Linked DNA regions of Homo sapiens: region 2 is linked to region 1. A link is an interaction called in ENCODE POLR2A ChIA-PET data of the cell type or tissue named here. Cell type or tissue: PC-9. All regions are shown on one strand.

Evidence for each region. ChIA-PET counts read pairs that join two places held together with the same protein. Peaks named below come from ENCODE experiments on the same cell type or tissue, not always from the same donor. Only the 100,000 strongest peaks of a DNase experiment are listed, where the experiment ranks them.
Region 2: POLR2A ChIA-PET joins it to region 1 with 7 read pairs; 2 of 35 experiments call an interaction of 5 or more read pairs at or near these places.

The regions. Positions count from the first base shown.
Region 1 is chr2:148,729,509-148,732,008 of GRCh38, reverse strand. All of the region lies in intron 2 of EPC2 (enhancer of polycomb 2), which reads right to left. Among named protein-coding and RNA genes, the nearest start is that of EPC2, 86 kb to the right of the region's middle. In PC-9, no CTCF peak of the experiment used is centred here; no DNase peak of the experiment used is centred here.
Region 2 is chr2:148,496,899-148,499,398 of GRCh38, reverse strand. The region is part of intron 11 of MBD5 (methyl-CpG binding domain protein 5); the gene reads right to left. Among named protein-coding and RNA genes, the nearest start is that of EPC2, 150 kb to the left of the region's middle. In PC-9, no CTCF peak of the experiment used is centred here; a DNase peak (open chromatin) is centred at 1,258.

The DNA of each region.
Region 1 (2,500 bases):
AATAAATGAGATACTGTTTATAAATCTTACCAATTAGTAAATGAACAATGAGCTCAGTACTTTTCCCACTATACCACACAGAAGCTAAATTAAACCTTTCTAATCATAACAGCAGTAAGGAAAAATTCTTTGGACTGTCAAGGGGAGCAAAGATACAGATAAATCAAAAGATTATTTTTGTTAGACTTATACATTTAAGCTTTCCAACATTTATCTATGAATTATCAATGGTGGTGTTTTTTAATGTAAAGAGAAGCAATATCCATGTTTATACAAAGCCCCTACTTTCATGCATCTGTAAATTTCTGGCCGGGGGCAGTGGCTCATGCCTGTAATCCCAGCACTTTGGGAGGCTGAGGCAGGCGGATCACCTGAAGTAAGGAGTTCGAGATCAGCCTCGTCAACATGGTAAACCCTGTCTCTACTAAAAATACAAAAATTAGCTGGGTGTGGTGGTGGGCCTCTGTAATCCCAGCTATTCGGGAAGCTGAGACCGGAGAATGGCTTGAACCCCGGAGGCGGAGGTTGTAGTGAGCGGAGACTGTGCCATTGCACTCCAGCCTGGGTGACAAGAGTGAAACTCCACCTCAAAAAAAAAATCCTAAATATTTACTTCTGGAAATTATTTGTCAATATCTAAACCTCTTGATAGCAGGCAACTAAATAAGACAGAAACACAAGCACACCTTGTTTCTAAAGGCGATTATTTTGAGTATTAACAGCACTCTGCAAAAGTGTCATTCCCTTAAAATCTCTTTGGTCTATCCTCTTGCAACTCTGTATTTCCTTTCTTATATAACTTTTCAAAACTATTTTTACCACTCCAATGAATCCAGTAACAACCAACACTGACTGTACCTCAAGTACAACATGTATAACAGTATCCCTTCTAAATTAGGTTAGGTACTAATACTAAATGGCAAAGAGAAAGTAGATGCAAGGGTATTCTAAACAGAGCAGCAGGAACAGACACGAAAGCAGAGAGGATATCCTTAACTGCAAGAGATATAAATTATCAAAAACAAGACTGGATAAAAGCTATATGATACAAATCCATTTTCAAGCAGAACAAATATTCAGGACCATATGTTCAATGAAGTTATATGCACAAATATAAAACGTAGATTTAAAGAATGCAGGGTTGAATAGTTTACAAGTCTAGCAATAGTGCTGTTGTATATCTAACTTTCAGTTAAATGGATCCTAGTATATACTAAAATGGCCTCTCAGTAGGTAGACATATGAACTAAGAAGTATTTAAATAAAACCATATTTTCCTCAGAGCCTGTATACTTCTCAACCCTAAGGAGATCATGGGATCTGACAGACTCAGATGCCCCTCCTTGATGTAAGTATCACGAAAGCCTGTAAGCCAGTGTTTCTCAAACTCTAGCACTCACCAGAATCATCTGAAGGGTTTGTTAAAACAGGTTACTGGGCCTGATCATCAGTTTCTGATCCAGTAGATTTGGGGTGGGGCTTGTTAATGTGCATTTCTAACGTGTTCCCAAGTGATGTTGGACCATGTTTAGAGAAATACTGCTCTAAACCCACAGTCTTTGCTCTAAAACATTATAAACTTTACTTGTGGTAACTGTGAAATACACTGAACTTTAAAAATCTGTAAACCTTTAAGGTTCTCAGGCTTCAATAACCTTAAAGACAGCTAATGAAAAGCAAATGTATCTAAAAGTTCAGAAGCAACCCAAGCACCATAATCTCCTTTGCTTGGAGCTCTCCAAAGTTCTGACCTAGCTTCCAACTTTAGCTTAAACATGTACTAAAAGACCCTGAATGCTGATACCTAGGACTCTTCATGTTGAATCTTCCAGACTTCCTAGAATTATAAAACTTGGCTGCAGATCATATGCACAACTCCCACCTCTACCAATTGACAACTCAAGAAAATGAAGTGCAGAAAAGTTCAAAGCCATATTCCACAAGGTAATGCAATCCAAGTCTACTGACTAATTTAAAATTTTTAAAACTCCAGGTTCATGCCATAATCAAGATTATTCCTAGTCTTTTTGCTGACTAGCTAACTACACACTACACTCCTCTCCTCCTTTGCAAAATTCACATTTTATATTAAGTAACAAATATTACTGGCCAAAATTAGTGGTAATGATGACAACTATGAGAACCACAGGCCATAAGAATGGCAACTGGATACTGCACATCTTTCAGGGAAGGATTTTCATAATTACAGAGAGGACAGAGCCTAATGACAGCATCTAGGGGATACAAGAATATATATTTTTTAATGATTTTAAAAGGCAGTTGTGTAAAGATAATGACCCTTTTATTCTCTCTCTAACTATGCATTTTCTTAGGTTTTTTCTCATTCATCAGATTTTCCATCCCTTGTTGCTTTATAATAACCAAATGGAAAACTGGGTGAAGGACAGTAATAGTTTAGAAGGTAAAAATGCAAATGGCTCCTAAACAGATGAAAAGATACCCAACTTCATTCTTAACATGAAATCTAAACTAAAACAAT
Region 2 (2,500 bases), 230 kb after region 1:
GTCATTTAAGAATCATAAAGCTACCTGGAATTTATATGTATTCATAGTTTACTTATTCATGTATAAATATACACATATGTTAAATGTTAATTTTTTTTAACAGGGTCTTGCTCTGTTGGCCAGGCTAGAATGCAGTGGCGTGACCTTGGCTCACTGCAGCCTCGACCTCCTGGGCTTCAAGTAATCTTCCCACCTCAGTCTCCTTAGTAGCTGGGACCACAGCTGTGTGCCACAATGCCCAGCTAATTTTTTTATTTTTTATTTTTTTGTAGAAACAGGGTTCTCATTATATTGCCCAAGCTGATCTCAAACTCCTGGGCTCAAGCGATCTGCTTGCCGTAGCCTCCAAAAGTGCTAGGATTAAAGGCATGAGCCACCGTGCCCTACCAATACTTTTTGACTATTAAAAACTCTTCTTTCATTCAAATTGTTTGGATATAATAATTCTTCAACATAAATAGTTTTATAGTTTGTTCAGTGCGGATAGAAACATATTCATAAAGCCAGACATTACTATGTGGTAGATGATTAAGAGTTTTTCTGAACAAGGCTGAATCTCTGGTTGCTTATTTGCTTATTTTGTTCAGAAGGCCCATATTACACATTTGATAATTTAACTAAGTTTTTGATTTGGTGTCAGCACAGTGGGACCTCATGTATCTCAGAAGAAACTTAAAGTCTGACAAAAGAAGACATAACCTTTCAGAGAGCCAAACCAACCCTCGAAAGAGAGGTATAATACATATTTGAAGAACCTGGATCTGACTGGGGATGGTGGCTCACGCCTGTAATCCCAGCACTTTGGGAGGTCGAGGCGGGTGGATCATGAGGTCAGGAGTTCCAGACCAGCCTGGCCAACATGGTAAAACTCTGTCTTTACTAAAAATACAAAAAATAGCTGGGCATGGTGGCAGGCATCTGTAATCCCAGCTACTCAGGAGGCTGAGGCAGGAGAATTGTTTGAACATGGGAGGCTGGAGGTTGCAGTGAGCCGAGAGACTCCATCTCAAAAACAAAACAAAAACCAAACAAACAAAAACGAAGAACCTGGATCAATGATCCTAGATCACTTTTAAATAGAGCTGGTTAACCGGAGATGATGTTAAAATTTTCTGCAGGCTTTAATCTTGATAACACCTCTCTGTGTGAATTCTTTGGTGCTCCTTATTGCTGAAGCAGAGCTGTTGTGCAAACGTCAAAGAATAATGGAGCACTAGCCACATCATCGATCTTATAACAGAGTTGACCTCAAGCTCACCTTTTCAGTCTTTACTTCCCCATTCCATTTCTACAAAGTCCTGTTGTTGGGGAATGGCATAATGTAAGGAGTGCTACATATAGAATAGAAGACCAGGGTTGCGACCTGGCTTAACTACCTGTGATTTGTATTCTTTGGGATGCCACTTCTCTGAGCTTCAGTTCTCCCATCTGTAAAATGGGGATAATTCTGCACATCTTTGTGGGTCACTGAAAGGATCTAAAATGACCACGAACATGAAGGTGCTTTATGAACACCAAAGCAGTCAAAGGGCCACTGGTGGTATGTAAAATTATTTAGGTAAAACATGGACAAACCTTTAAATATTCTTTTTTAGTTTTTTTTTTTTTTTTTAGAGACAAGGTCTCCACTCTGTCACCCAGGCTGGAGTGCAGTGGTGTGATCATAGCTCATTGTAACCTTGAATTCCAGAACTCAAGTGATCCTCCCACCTCAGTCTTCCAAGTAGCTAGAATTATAGGGGTGCACCACCATGCCTGGCATGCTCACTGCAGCCTTGACCTCATGGGCTCAAGTGATCATCCTACCTTAGCCTCCCAAGTAGCTGGGACCACAGGTGCACAGCATCATGCTCGCTAATTTTTAACAATTTTTTGTAGAGATAGGGTTTCATTATGTTGCCCATGCTAGTCTTGAACTCCTGGCCTCAAGTGATCCTCTGACCCCAGACTCCCAAAGCACTGGGATCATAGGTGTGAGCCACTGTGCCTGGCCTCCTTTGCATATTTTTAATAGTTATATTATTCATATAAGTTTACATTAGAAAAATACAAGTAATATTATGATTTTACATATACAATATCCTAGGATAAAACTTAAGTTGTTTAAATCTAAAAAGTGGCTTGAATAGTGCCTAGTACATTTGTGCCTAATAAATATTTATTGAATGAATCAATTAAGTGATAAATTTAAAGAAAAAATTTAAGTAAATAATAATATATGTAATATGCAGCTTTAGCTGAAGTCTGGGAAATATAGCTCTGAAGTAGAAAGCAAATATGAGGCATTTATTAGGTTCATTATCAAACATTTATTAAATAGTAAATATTAAAAATAATATATATGTTTTTAAAATAACATCTTCAAACTGAAAAAATTTCTGCTAACTTAAGTGCAATATTTCAATATTTTTTAAAGACTGGGAATTAATATTAAATGATAAATAATTTAGAGTAAAAAGTTGATTCACCTGTGACAGGATGAACCTAATTGTTTTCCAAC